Linked DNA regions of Mus musculus: region 2 is linked to region 1. The links are chromatin loops, found by intact Hi-C in ENCODE. Cell type or tissue: heart. All regions are shown on one strand.

Region 1 (8,000 bases):
CATACTCCTGTATGAAAACACTGTACTTCATGTCTTCAAACGTTCACATTTCTTCAGAACAGAGAGAATGACATATACTGAGGTAGGGGCTCCTTTGAAGTACATTACTGCCAGCCAGTGGTGGCTCAAGCCTTTAATCCCAGCATGTGGGAGATAGAGGTAGGCAGATGAATTCTGATTTTCCCCTCTGAGAATTGATTTCAATTTAGGTATAAACGAAATATTTCATGGAGACATCTTTAAAATGGTTTTATGTACATGAGTGGTTTATCTGTAATGTATATCTGTGTACCATGTGCAAGCAGTGTCCACAAAGGCCAGAAGGAGGCATCATATCTTCTGGAATTGGAATTTCAGATGATTGTGAGTCACCATGTGGGTACTGGGGACAGTCTCTTCCTTGAGAAGAACAGCCAGTGTTGTTATTATCTGAACCATCTCTCTAAGCCCCAAGAGACTATTTTTTACAGTAAACCCAGCAATATTTTTTGGAAGCCTTGTTTCTGCCTCTTGGTCTCCCTTATCACTCTACCCGTTTGAAGTTAGATACTCCGTCTGTTTTAAGAGAAATTTAACATTCAGAGATGTCAAATCTATACAATAGACAAATCTGGAGCAATTGTCACTTTGGAGGATAACTGTAACTCTGGAAGTTTCACTGTGGCCCTTTAAAAATAATAGCTTTTGCCTTCCGTTCTTCCTTTAAATCGAATTAATCTGTAGAAAGTAAATTGAGCCACAACCATTCCTTGGCTGAGGGCCAGGGCCACTTGTTCCTGCTTCAGGGTAGGCATCCATCTTTGTGCTCATAAGCTGTGCCCAGAGCTGCTTATTCCGATATGTGGGATGCAGAATTGGACTGGGCTCAAGCTGGCTCCCTGGGGAGACTCCAGGGTCCCTTATCCCCTGTCAATCAACCTCTGAGACAACTTTATTCCCGGATTTAAGATCTTCATTGTGGCTCTTTAAATTCAAGCAGGCTCTGGCAACATTGACTGCAAACATGCCTATTACGTGTTGATGGAGACCCTAAGTGGATTCAACCCCTTACCACCTGTGCCAGGTGTCAGAGGCAGCTTTTCATTTAGTATCCGATTCCAGGAAAAGCAGGGGCCAAGGACCCGGGAGGGTCACATGACAGGGAGTCTGTAGAACAGGGAGGGAGGGATGTGTGGGAGGCTAGAATTGGAAGCAGTGCTGTTAGCCCAGAACCATTTGTATCCTGGGATTGGTGGCTAAGGTGGCCCCAGACCAGGAGGGCCTAAGAAAAATGGGAAGAGTTTGGGGCAAGGGCTCTCCTATCATGTGCAAGATACTGGGTTCAGTCTCTCAAAACAAGAAAAAGGCAAAAAGCCAGACCTTTGGTTTAACAGCAGAAAGAAAGCATCATTAAAACTGGGAACACTGCCAGGAGGTGGTGGCACACACCTTTAACTGCGGCGTTTGAGAAGCAGAGATAGGCGGATCTTTGTGAGTTCAAGGCAAGCTGGTCTACAGAGTGAGTTCCAGGACAACTCGGGCCACAAAGAGAAACCCTTTGGCAAAAACAAACAAACAATGAAAACAATAAAAAAATAAAGAAGAAGCCTTAAGAAGGCAGTGTACATTTTTGTTACATTGTTACAAGAACCTGATTAGAATTGTTTTGTATAAGAAATCATAAATATTTTATTATTTGATTTATATTATGTATTATTACATTTGTGTTTCTCTCTCTTTCTCTCTCTCTCTCTCTCTCTGTGTGTGTGTGTGTGTGTGTGTGTGTGTGTGTGTGTGTGTGTATGTGTGTGTGTGTGTGTATGTGTGTGTCTGTGTGTGTCTGTGTGTGTGTATGTGTGTGTGTCTGTGTGTATTTGTGTGTGTGCACACACACCCATCACAGCACATTGGTTAAGGTCAGGAGCTGGCTGTCTCCTTTCATCCCCTGAGCTCTTCAGATAACAGGGTTGTCATGTTTCCAGAAAGTTCCTTTCCCCACTCACCAGCTCAAACACTTGCATTTTACAGGTTCCTTTTTAGTTGATTTAGTTGCCTTTTTTCTTTCCTGTTCTGGGGACCTAAACCAGGAGGATTTTGAGCCAAGTTAGATAGGCCCTCTACCTCCAAGCAGCAACCTCAGCTCCAGAAATCAATTTACATGAATGGAAATCTGTGCAAAGATTTATGTGACCCATGCCACAGGTGAAGCAGCAAATGAATAATATTTTCTTGTACCCCAGAAAATGAATTCTGATTTTCCCCTCTGAGAATTGATCTTGGTTTAAGAATATTTCCACTTTCCACCCAAAACTTATTCTTTCTACAAGAAATGCAGGGATTGGGGGGTGGAGAGAATGGCCAATCAATAACCGACCCAACTTGAGACCCATCCCATGGACAGGCCCTAATCCCTGTCACTTACCGATACTTGGTTATGCTTGCGGGCAAGAATCTAGCATGGCTATCCTCTGAGAGGCTCCAGCCACCAACCAAGTCACACAGATATAGACACCCACAATCAAACAGTGGATGGAGTTTGGAAACTCTAATGGAAGAATAAGAGGAAGGAAGGCAGCCCCTAAGCAGATAGAAAATTCACAGGAAGACCAACAGAACCAACTAACCTGGACCCTTGGGGCTCTCAGAGACTGAACCACAAACTGAAGAACATACACAGGCCGGACATAGCTGTCCCTGCTCGTATGTAGCTGATGTGCGCTTGGTCTTCATGTGGGTCCCAAACAAATGGAAAGGGAGCTATCTGAAAGGCTGTTGCCTGAACGTGGGATATGGTCTTCTATCTAGGCTGCCTTGTCTGGCCTCAGTGGGAGAGGAAGTGCCTAGCCTCTCAGAGACTTGAAGTGCCACGTTGGGGTTGGGGATACCCAGAGGGCCCCCACCATTTCAGAGGAGAAGGGAAGGGGGAAGGGTTGTGGGAAGGGGTGACCAGGAGGGCAGCAGTAAGCAGGATGTAAAGTGAATAATTAAAAAACATCCTCCAGCCAGTGAGATTTCTCAGCTGGTAAGGGTACTTGTTGCTAAATCTGACAGGCAGACTGAGTTTGATCCCTGGAACGCTCATGATGGAAGAAGAGAGCTGACTCCTGCAAGTTCTTCTCTGATCTCCACACGTGCCCTATAGCAGGGTGTCTGCCCACTCTGGATCCCTGTCTCTGCTTCCTGAACGCTGGGATTAAAGGCATGTGCCACCGTGCTCACCCAGACTGCTTTTCTTTTTTAATTTCCAGGAGCTGTTAAGCAAAATTCTCTGTTTTAATTTGAAATAAATTATTTGAGGGTCTGGAGAGAAAGGGCTCATCTGTTTAGAATATTTGCTGTTCTACCTGAGAGTCTGAGTTTGGTTTCCAGCATCCGCGCTGGACAGCTCAAAACTGTCTGTAACCTTCTCCTGGATTCCTTCGGCACCTGGACACATGTGGCAGAAATACATAGGTATTTCTGGAGTTAACTGTGTCTCTCTTTTATTCAGAACTGGGGTGATTCCATGAGGTTTAACGCCCCCCACAAGCAGAAGCAGGTGCCTGCCCGTGACTCTGGGAGGGAGGTCACCATCCCCACAGTTCATGTGGGCATCATTTGATTTCGGTAGAAGCAGGGCTTAGATGTGTTGGAAGAGGGCTTATCAAAAGGTCAAACCTCAACTCAAGTCACACTTCTCTGTGCATAGGGGTTTGATGTCCGGCAAATCTGTGTCTTCTGAGACTTTTTCCAGGAACTTCTGCTGCCATGACCTGCTCTCCTACCTCGAGGACAGGGACACCTTCAATTCTCAAGGGATCTGCAGGTTATGAAATCTGCCAACCCAAAGGCTGAGGGTGGCATCAAATAACCTATGAGGCCTATAGCAGAGTGTCCCTACCCTTGCTGTTGCCCAGCTATCAGATGTTCCCACCAATGTGTTACCAACATATCCTTCATGTATTACTTTCTTTGTCCTGTTACTATACAACTGTCACCAAACAGTTTCAATATTGTAACGTGGTATTTTTTGTAACCTAATGTGCCTAGGCCCTGGTCACTCATATTTAGCTCTAAAACAAATGATCTTTGTGGTTGTCTGTACAGCTTGTTGACGGGGAGGAGCCCTTTGCCCCAGCAGCAGTTACCAGAATATGCCAGAAGCATCTCCCCACCAAGTCAGCAGGCCATGAGAAAGACAGCAGACTAGCCTCCCACAAAACCCACCAGAGCCTCCTCATGCTTGACCTAAAATGATTTCATTATATTCACGATGGAATATAGCATCAAAGTAGGAAAGGAAAATATTTGTGGAATAAAAAGGGGGGAAAGACAAATTAGCATCACTGTGTGACTCTTTTGTCTCTTTTTTTCTGAGACCTTAGGGAGACAGAGATACGTCAAATCACTTGATACATAGAAATTATTCTAAGTCATCGGCACATGGTTCCTAATGGACATAGCAGTAACAGATCACTCTGAGGCCTGCTGATGCATTTCATCATACACTGAAGTCTCAAAAGTTTCCAAGGATGAAAGCCACACAGATAGATGGATTTTCTTACTAAAGGGTAATCAGTGACAAAACCCGGAACCTTCTCGCCTGCTTGGAAGTGAAGCATTAGTTCCCTAAAGAGAGTCTGAGAAAATAAAATACCCCTCATAGAAGTCAGAAATTAAACAATTATTGAACATTAATTAAGAATAATTAATTAAATAACCAATAAATCAAACAATAATTAATAAAATCAATCAATAGCAGTTAGCTATTAATTGATGTTGCTTAACAAGCATCTAAAATGGTTGATATTAACAAATTATCAGCTTTAATTAATAACTGATTGTTAACTAACAGCTGGCAGATGATTAATTGTTAACCAACAATTATTTAGTAATGTTAACTAATAATTATTACTTAGAATCTTAATGTTAATTAATACTTAATTGTTAGACAATTAAACTTATATATAAATGTTAACTAATTGTTAGCCAATTAATCTAAATTAATATTAGCCAATTAAAATTATTTATTAATATGAACTATTACTTAACACTTAGTGTTAATTAATACTTAGTTGTTAGCCAATAGTTAATTATTAATTGTTGTTAATTATCAATCAACATTAATAATAGTGATTGATTAATGATCAAGTATAATTATTAATTGGTTAATAATCAATAAATAAATTAATAATTTTGATTAACAATTTTAATTAACAATGATCTATTATTGTGGCTGTTAAAATTTAAATTAACAGCTTAAATTGATAATTAATTGTTAATTAACAGTAGATGATTGTTAACCAAGTTATTTATTAATATTAACTAATATTTAATTGTTAGCCAATAGTTAATTATTAATTGTTGTTAAATATTGATTGATTATTATCAATTAATAATTGTTTGTTGGTTATTTGTTAGTGGATTGTTGTTGTTGTTATTATTATCATTATTATTATTATTATTATTATTATTATTATTTCATGTGGAGAGATGATTCAAAAGAACTGCTGCTCTTGCAGAGGACCCAGGTTCTGTTCCCAGCACACACACAACAGCTCACACCCAGCTGTAACTCTGGTTCCATAGGATCAGTCGCCCTCTTCTGGCCTCTGTGGGCACTGCATTAATGTGGTGCTTATACAAACACAAAAGCAAAACCTCATGGTAGGTCACATTAAAACTGTGATGCATCCAATTGGGGTGCAGAAAACGTCATGCTGGTAGGAAATATTAAAAGCTTGTGTCAGGAAAGAAGAAGACAAAAAACTGAAGAGATAGGTAGAAGTCTCTCTGAGGAACATTTAGAAGAACAGAAAATGAAGACAAAAAAAAGACAAAAAATACTTAAGGGACATGAGGAAAAAATACAAAAGAAGTCATGAAAGCCAAATACTAATATTTTTAAGGAAATGAGTAGAAGTCAGAACTCTGACAATACCAGCAAGAAAGTAAAATTAGAAATTAAAATGGAGAATTTTGTTTAATAGCTTCTAGACATTAAAAAAACAAGCAAACAAATGTCTGGGCATGGTGGTGAATGCCTTTAATTCCAGCACTCAGGAGGCATAGGCAGGGGGATTGCTATGAGTTTGAGGCCAGCTAGATATACATTGAGAGTCCCAGGCCAATCAGGTCTATACAGTGAGACCCTTTCTCAAGAGCAAAAAAAAAAAAAGCAATTTATGACAAAGCTTGCAAATTCTCACGAAAAGGACGGAGTCTCAGAGTAGAACACACTCCATTAAGACTGAGACCATCATAAACTGCATTGGTCACCTTGACTCCACAGTCAACTTGCTTTGAGCAATGCCAGACTCACCCTCCAGGCTCAGAGAGGGAAGATCCTGAGGCAGAAGTGAAGAGAAGAGTGCTTGTCTCGAGGGTGTCTCAGACAGGGCAGTGACCCTATGAGGAGCTGCAGAAATATAAATTTCAAAGCAGCCTTGAAGCTCATCAAGTCACTCAAGGTGCTTGGTGTGTGGCTGGGTCACTTCACCCTACCACAATGCTGGTGGATGGGCAAAGGCTCTCACCAGGCTCTGCCATTGGTGGGTGGAAGACTCAAGCCGGTTCCACAGATCTGTCTCACTTCTCCAAGCTTACAGAAATGTAGCATGATGTCTTATTACTGACATGGAGAAGTTTAACCATGTCTGCTCTAAAGGGAACAGTGAGATCTTAGCTCGTGGTGCCATTGGCAATCTGAGAAGAGTACATTGGTGGCCTGTCCTGGACAGCCACAGCTGATGAAGTGACTATTTTAGTGTTCCATTGCATTATATAGGCACCTCAGTATTCACCAGAGAAGACTGCTCAGATATAGATTTTGGCCAATGAATTTTAGTCTCTACTGGCTGGATGTTGACAACACTGGGTATTTGGTATCCCAGTGTAGCCCCAAGCCTTTCTCAGGGTGAGTTATGAAGGACAAAAACTATATCTTGGGTTGACATACTTCAGTTAGCAAGAACAGTTAGCCAGAAGTAGAATTGCAGAGGTCAAAAAAGCAAGGTTGGTACAGAGATTTTCTCAGAACTTTGGACTTTGATGGATTAGGCCTTTGTTTTAGGTTGGTGGTGGTTCTGTGCATATGCTGAGCTTTATGGCCTGAATGGTACTGCCATCTTGGAATCAGTTGTGCTAAGGTCTGGGGCTCAGCTACACTAGGATGTAGTTGGGCTGCCTTGATAGCCTTCATCTCTGTGTTGGAGGTTGGTGCTAATGGTTTTCAATCTGCTAATCCAGATGCTGAAGGTTCTTGTATCCAATTACTTTTTGATCAATAAAGAAGCCAGTGGCCAATGGCTGGGCATGGGGTAGGACACTTAGAGTTGTGAGGGTAGGATGGAGAGAGAATCGCCAGGATGGGAAAGAAGAAGGGAATGCAGGAGCAACAGGAGATAAAGCCAACCAGCAATGTGAGTTTTTGGGTCAGGGGGCCCTTGCCATTTCCCCACTGGACTTGGGGTAGCAGGGTAAGGTTTAGTAGTGCCCAACCTTTGAACTAGTAAAGGCATTTTAATATTAACCATTTGAGAATCCAAGATAGCTCCTGGGTACATGTTTGAGATCCCCTGGGAGCACGAAGTGGTGCAGCCAAAAACTCACAGCAACATCTCTACACTGAATCAGGAATAGGAGCTCATGTTAATACTATGGTAAACAATGAAACTTAATTTCCCTGAATTTATGTAAAACTATAATGTGGACAAATATGAACAAGTCCTATCAGAGCATTTAACTCCTATGTCTCCAGGTTGGAGAATTCCTGCTCCATCAATAGCAGCAGGTGGATTCCAAGAGGCACAAAATGAAAAGCCTCCCAAATCCTGCCTGTGTTGCCATCCCTGTGGGAGGGGTTCCACTCTCCTCACTGATGTGGGGGGATTGCAGCTAACTTGATGAGGGATTGTCCTAAATCAGAGAATTCTGTGTTAATTCAGGGACCCTCCAAATGCCCTGTGGGGAACAGGAAAAGGACAACATGTCAACATGCCCTGTCCTCCTCAAGCTGACTAGGGATGCAGGCAGGGGTTTGT
Region 2 (8,000 bases), 420 kb after region 1:
TAATGTGACCTACTATAAGGTTTTGCCTTCATGTATGCAGTCTAATCACCACATTTGTGCAGTGCCCACAGAGGCCAGAAGAGGGCGACTGATCCTATGGAACCAGACTTACAGCTGGGTGTGAGCTGCTGTGTGGGTGCTGGGAATGGAACCTGGGTCCTCTGCAAGAGCAGCAGTTCTTTTGAGTCGTCTCTCCACATGAAATAATAATAATGACAACAACAACAATAACAATCCACTAGTAAACAACCAACCAACAATTATTAATTGATAATAATTAATCAATATTTAACAACAATTTATAATTAACTTTGGCTCACAATTAAGTATTAACTAACATTAATAAATAACTATTTGTTAATGATTAATCATCTACTAACTGTTAATTAGTATTAATTATTAATTAATTAATTAATTACAGGTGTTAATTAAATTTTAACAGCCACAGTAATAGGTCTTTATTAATTAAAATTGCTAATTAAAATCATTAATTTATTTATTGATTATTAATCAATTAATAATTATACTTGATAATTAATTATCAATATTGTTAATGATGATTGATAATTAACAATTAATAATTGACTATTGGCTAGCAATTAAGTATTAATTAACATTAAGTTTTAAGTAATAATTATTAGTTAACATTACTAAGTAATTGTTGGTTAACAATTAATCATCTGCTGTTAATTAACAATCAATCAGTTATTAATTTACAGCTGATAATTTATTAATATCAATCATTTTAGATGCTTGTTAAGCAACATCAATTAACAGCTATTTGCTATTAATTGATTTTTTATTAATTATTGTTTGATTTCATTGGTCATTCTTAATTAATGTTCAATAATTGTTTAATTTCTGACTTCTATGAGGGGTATTTTATTTTCTCAGACTCTCTTTAGGAAACTAATGCTTCACTTCCAAGCAGGCGAGAAGGTTCTGGGTTTTGTCACTGATTACCCTTTAGTAAGAATCTATCTGAGACAAAATTTGGAGCTGTGACGAAAGGATGGACCATCTAGTGATTGCCATATGCAGGGATCCATCCCATAATCAGCTTCCAAATGCTGACACCATTGCATACACTAGCAAGATTTTGCTGAAAGGACCCAGATATAGCTCTCTCTTGTGAGACTATGCCGGGGCCTAGCAAACACAGAAGTGGATGCTCACAGTCAGCTATTGGATGGGTCACACGGCCCCCAATGGAGGAGCTAGAGAAATTACCCAAGGAGCTAAAGGGATCTGCAACCCTATAGGTGGAACAACAATATGAACTAACCAGTACCCGGGAGCTCTTGTCTCTAGCTGCATATGTATGAAAAGATGGCCTAGTCAGCCATCACTGGAAAGAGAGGCCCATTGGACATGCAAACTTTATATGCCCCAGTACAGGGGAATGCCAGGGCCAAAACGGGGGAGTGGGTGGGTAGGGGATTGGGGGGTGGGTATGGGGGACCTTTGGGATAGCATTGAAAATGTAAACGAGGAAAATACCTAATTTAAAAAAAAAAAAAAGAATCCATCTATCTGTGTGGCTTTCATCCTTGGAAGCTTTTGAGACTTCAGTGTATGATGAAATGCATCAGCAGGCCTCAGAGTGATCTGTTACTGCTACGTCCATTAGGAACCATGTGCCGATGACTTAGAATAATTTCTATGTATCAAGTGATTTGACGTATCTCTGTCTCGCTAAGGTCTCAGAAAAAAGGAGACAAAAGAGTCCCACGGTGATGTTAATTTGTCTTTCCCCCCTTTTTATCCCACAAATATTTTCCTTTTCTACTTTGACGCTATATTCCATTGTGAATATAATGAAATCATTTTAGGTCAAGCATGAGGAGGCTCTGGTGGGTTTTGTGGGAGGCTAGCCTGCTGTCTCTTTCTCATGGCCTGCTGACTTGGTGGGGAGATGCTTCTGGTATATTCTGGTAACTGCTGCTGGGGCAAAGGGCTCCTCCCCGTCAACAAGCTGTACAGACAACCATAAAGATCATTTGTTTTAGAGCTAAATATGAGTGACCAGGGCCTAGGCACATTAGGTTACAAAAAATACCACGTTACAATATTGAAACAGTTTGGTGACAGTTGTAGAGTAACAGGACAAAGAAAGTAATACATGAAGGATATGTTGGTAACACATTGGTGGGAACATCTGATAGCTGGGCAGCAGCAAGGGTAGGGACACTCTGCTATAGGCCTCATAGGTTATTTGATGCCACCCTCAGCCTTTGGATTGGCAGATTTCATAACCTGCAGATCCCTTGAGAGTTGAAGGTTCTAGTGTCCCTGTCCTCGAGGTAGGAGAGCAGGTCATGACAGCAGAAGTTCCTGGAAAGAGTCTCAGAAGACACAGATTTGCCGGACATCAAACCCCTATGCACAGAGAAGTGTGACTTGAGTTGACGTTTGATCTTTTGATAAGTCCTCCTCCAACCCATCTAAGCCCTGCTTCTACCGAAATCAAATGATGCCCACATGAACTGTGGGGATGGTGACCTCCCTCCCAGAGTCACGGGCAGGCACCTGCTTCTGCTTGTGGGGGGCGTTAAACCTCATGGACTCACCCCAGTTCTGAATAAAAGAGAGACACAGTTAACTCCAGAAATACCTCTGTATTTCTGCCACACGTGTCCAGGTGCCGAAGGAATCCAGGAGAAGGTTACAGACAGTTTTGAGCTGTCCAGCGCGGATGCTGGAAACCAAACTCAGACTCTCAGGTAGAACAGCAAATATTCTAAACAGCTGAGCCCTTTCTCTCCAGACCCTCAAATAATTTATTTCAAATTAAAACAGAGAATTTTGCTTAACAGCTCCTGGAAATTAAAAAAGAGAAGCAGTCTGGGTGAGCGTGGTGGCACATGCCTTTAATCCCAGCGTTCAGGAAGCAGAGGCAGGGATCTAGAGTGGGCAGACACCCTGCTATAGGGCAGGTGTGGAGATCAGAGAAGAACTTGCAGGAGTCAGCTCTCTTCTTCCATCATGAGCGTTCCAGGGATCAAACTCAGACTGCCTGTCAGGTTTAGCAACAAGTACCCTGACCAGCTGAGAAATCTCACTGGCTGGAGGATGTTTTTTAATTATTCACTTTACATCCTGCTCACTGCTGCCCTCCTGGTCACCCCTTCCCACAATCCTTTTCCCTTCCCTTCTCCTCTGAGATGGTGGGGGCCCTCTGGGTCTCTGAGAGGCTAGGCACTTCCTCTCCCACTGAGGCCAGACAAGGCAGCCCAGATAGAACATATCCCACGTACAGGCAACAGCCTTTCAGATAGCTCCCTTTCCATTTGTTTGGGACCCACATGAAGACCAAGCGCACATCAGCTACATACGAGCAGGGACGGCTATGTCCGGTCTGTGTATGTTCTTCGGTTTGTGGTTCAGCCTCTGAGAGACCCAAGGGTGCAGGTTAGTTGGTTCTGTTGGTCTTCCTGTGAATTTTCTATCTGCTTAGGGGCTGCCTTCCTTCCTCTTATTCTTCCATTAGAGTTTCCAAACTCCATCCACTGTTTGGCTGTGGGTGCCTACATCTGTGTGACTTGGTTGGTGGCTGGAGCCTCTCAGAGGATAGCCATGCTAGACTCCTGCCTGCAAGCATAACAGAGAATCACTAAGTGTCAGGGATTAGGGCTTGTCCATGGGATGGGTCTCAAGTTGAGATGGTTAATGATTGGCCATTCCCTCCATCCCCCAATCCCTGCATTTCTTGTAGAAAGAATAAGTTTTGGGTGGAAAGTGGAAATATTCTTAAACCGAGATCAATTCTCAGAGGGGAAAATCAGAATTCATTTTCTGGAGTACAAGAAAATATTATTCATTTGCTGCTTCACCTGTGGCATGGGTCCCATAAATCTTTGCACAAATTTCCATTCATGTAAATTGATTTCTGGAGCTGGGGTTGCTGCTTGGAGCTAGAGGACCTATCTAGCTTGGCTCAAAATCCTCCTGGTTTAGGAAAGAAACAGGAAACTAAATCAACTAAGAAGGAACCTGTAAAATGCAAGTGTTTGAGCTGGTGAGTGGGGAAAGCAGCTTTCTGGAAACATGACGACCCTGTTATCTGAAGAGCTCAGGGGATGAAAGGAGACAGCCAGTTCCTAACCTTAACCAGTGTGCTGTGATGGGTGTGCGTGTACACACAGACACACACACACACACACACACACACACACACACACACACATACACAGACACACACACATGCACACACTCACACACACATACACAGAAACACACAAATGTAATAATACATAATACAAATCAAATAATAAATTAAAATATTTACAATTGCTTATACAAAACAATTCTAATCAGGTTCTTGTAACAATGTAACAAAAGTGCACACTGCCTTCTTAAGGCTTCTTCTTTATTTTTTTATTGTTTTCATTGTTTGCTTGTTTGTTTGTTTTTTTTGCCAAAGGCTTTCTCTTTGTAGCCTGAGCTGTCCTGGAACTCACTCTGTAGACCAGCTTGCCTTGAACTCACAAAGATCTGCCTATCTCTGCTTCTCAAACGCTGCAGTTAAAGGTGTGTGCCACCACCTTCTGGCAGTGTTCCCAGTTTTAATGATGCTTTCTTTCTGCTGTTAAACCAAAGGTCTGGTTTTTTGCCTTTTTCTTGTTTTGAGAGACTGAACCCAGCATCTTGCACATAATAGGAGAGTCCTTGCCCCAAACTCTTCCCACTTTTTCTTAGGCCCTCCTGGTCTGGGGCCACCTTAGCCACCAATCCCAGGATACAAATGGTTCTGGGCTAACAGCACTGCTTCTAATTCTAGCCTCCCACACATCCCTCCCTCCCTGTTCTACAGACTCCCTGTCATGTGACCCTCACGAGTCCTTGGCCACTGCTCTTTCCTGGAATCGGATACTAAATGAAAAGCTGCCTCTGACACCTGGCACAGGTTGGGGTTGAATCCACTTAGGGTCTCCATCAACACGTAATAGGCATGTTTGCAGTCAACATTGCCAGAAGCCTGCTTGGATTTAAAGAGCCACAATGAAGACTTTAAATCTGGGAATAGAGTTGTCTCAGAGGTTGATTGACAGGGGATAAGGGACCCTGGAGTCTCCCCAGGGAGCCAGCTTGAGCCCAGTCCAATTCTGCATCCAACATATCGGAATAAGCAGCTCTGGGCACAGCTTATGAGCACAAAGATGGATGCCTACCCTGAAGCAGGAACAAGTGGCCCTGGCCCTCAGCCCAGAATTATCACCAGGAATGGCTCCAGGAATGGTTGTGGCTCATTTTACTTTCTACAAATTAATTCGATTTAAAGGAAGACTGGGAGGCAAAAGCTATTATTTTTAAAGGGCTACGGTGAAACTTCCAGAGTTACAGTTATCCTCCAAAGTGACAATTGCTCCAGATTTGTCTATTGCATAGATTTGACATCTCTGAATGTTAAATTTTTCTTAAAACAGATGGAGTATCTAACTTCAAGCTGGTAGAGTGATAAGGGAGACCAACAGGCAGAAACCAGGCTTCCAAAAAATAATATTGCTGGGTTTACTGTAAAAAATAATCTCCTGGGGCTTAGAGAGATGGTTCAGATAATAACAACACTGGCTGTTCTTCTCAAGGAAGAGACTGTCCCCAGTACCCACATGGTGGCTCACAATCATCTGAAATTCCAGTTCCAGAAGATATGATGCCTCCTTCTGGCCTTTGTGGGCACTGCTTGCACATGGTACACAGATATACATTACAGATAAACCACTCAAATACATAAAACCATTTTTAAAAATCTCTTAGAGATGTCTCCATGAAATATTTCATAGCCGGGCGTGGTGGCACATGCCTTTAATCCCAGCACTTGGGAGGCAGAGGCAGGCGGATTTATGAGTTCGAGGTAGCCTGGTCTACAAAGTGAGTTCCAGGACAGCCAGGGCTATACAGAGAAACCCTGTTTCAAAAAACCGGAAAAAAAAAAAAAGAAATATTTCGTTTATACCTAGATATGTTCTTCCCAGTGCAGCAGCTTGCAGCCTGGTGTGGTTTTTAAACGTAAGTGGGTTAAAATTAAGTACAAATAAAGGTGACGTTCCTCAACTGTTCCAATTGGCCTTCAGATGCTCAGTAGCTACAGCAGTAAGGTGTACGCAGGCAAGTTTCATCAGAAAGCCCTTCTGTTTCCTAGGTGATCAATAAGCAGAAACTACAGCTGGCCAAGCTTTTTTTTTTTCATTTTAAGATTTTATTTATGTGCATTAGTGTTTTGCCTGCATGTATGTCTGTACAAGGGTGCCAGATCCCCTGGAACTGCAGTTACAGAAAATTGTGAGCTGCCATGTGGGTGCTGGGAACAGAACTCAGGACTTCTGGAAGGGCAGCCAGTGCTGTTAACTGCTGAGCCATCTCTCCAGCCCCTGATCAACTTTTCAATTGAGTCATCTCGTTTTGACCACTCTAGACTAAGCATTTTCTAGCTAAAGTTATAGATCCAAAATATTCACGAACATGTCATGAAAAAAATCACTAATTATTAAATGATCTCTTTTGAAAAATAAAACATAAAAATGCAAGTTTGGAAGAGCTGAGTGTGTGCTGCCTACATTCTGGAATCTGATACTATCCTTCTAATCATATTTCATTTTTTTCTTGCACGAAAAGTAATCTCTATTTTACACATCCTCAATAGTTTTTCATTACCAAAGGTAAGTGAGAGTACACACACATGTGCACACATGGATGCATGAACAAACATACATTCATAATACATATGAGGCATACATGTACATATGCATATGCAGACACACCCACATACACATATGCACATATATACACATACACAGAATCACGTGCATGCACACATGTTTACACATACATGCATATATATATATGCAGATATACATGTAACATGCCTATGCACAGACTTACTTATATACATATATACATATACACAGACACACAGACACACATGCATGCCCACACATATTCAAACACATGTGCACACACATAGACACACTTCATCTGTAGCCAATTGGGCTTCCTCCCGGCTCTCCTAACGTGAGCAGCTCAGATGTGCATTCTAAGATGTGAAGCCATCCCAGAGATGGGCTTGGAGCCCAGGACTTAAACCCACTGCTGTTGCTTTGCCTCCTGCCCAACTGGCATTTTCCTCTCTGAGCTGGCGAGTTCCGGTTTGCTAAACTGAGCATGACTTCATGAACCCATCTCAATCTTAGGTGAGACAAGACGTGATAAATGTTTGATGCGCACAGTACAGACAGGTGATAGGTCAGGTGGGTCCAGTATATCCACTCCCCCTTTTTAATCAGTCATATCCCTGTTCTAAGTCCAGAAGCACCTGAATTACACATTTCTGCTGGGATGTTGCTTTCCATGGTAAATGTGCAGTGATGTGCATTGCAACTGTCATTCCACCCCCCTCCCCGCAAGGCTTGTCAATTACTAATATTGCTCCCATTCATCCTTGAGTGAGATGCCCAGATCTCAGGGAATCATTTCAGCAACTCCAGGAGGTACGGATTGATATGCTCTCCCATCACAGATAAGGACCAAAGACAGATATAGAAGGACGAGGGGTCTCTCCAAAGGCAGCCCCAGCTCAAGGATAGCAGTACGGTCCCTGGATATGACTGAGTGTGAGCAGAAATCTACAAGCTGACAAAGGGAAGCGAAGCGGCCCGCGGTGTCTCAGATTCATTCTTAAGGAACTGAGAACTTAATCTTCCAAAATGTCAAAGAGACCATCTTATGCCCCACCTCCCACCCCAGCTCCTGCAACACAAATGCCCAGCACACCAGGGTTTGTGGGATACAATCCATACAGTCATCTCGCCTACAACAACTACAGGCTGGGAGGGAACCCGGGCACCAACAGCCGGGTCACGGCGTCCTCTGGCATTACGATTCCAAAGCCTCCAAAGCCACCAGATAAGCCGCTGATGCCCTACATGAGGTACAGCAGAAAGGTCTAGGACCAAGTAAAGGCTTCCAACCCTGACCTAAAGTTGTGGGAGATTGGCAAGATT

The links. Hi-C counts contacts between places; a loop is a spot of excess contacts. Peaks named below come from ENCODE experiments on the same cell type or tissue, not always from the same donor. Only the 100,000 strongest peaks of a DNase experiment are listed, where the experiment ranks them.
Region 2: a loop joins it to region 1, with 12 times the contacts of the local background. A loop is called at or near these places in 5 of 42 quality-filtered maps.

What each region holds. Positions count from the first base shown.
Region 1 is chr5:146,142,557-146,150,556 of GRCm38, forward strand. No RefSeq gene overlaps it. Among named protein-coding and RNA genes, the nearest start is that of Gm5565, 14 kb to the right of the region's middle. In heart, no CTCF peak of the experiment used is centred here; no DNase peak of the experiment used is centred here.
Region 2 is chr5:146,567,185-146,575,184 of GRCm38, forward strand. It overlaps the pseudogene Gm8494. Among named protein-coding and RNA genes, the nearest start is that of Gpr12, 14 kb to the right of the region's middle. In heart, a CTCF peak has its summit at 89 (motif pointing right); DNase peaks (open chromatin) are centred at 4,787 and 5,117.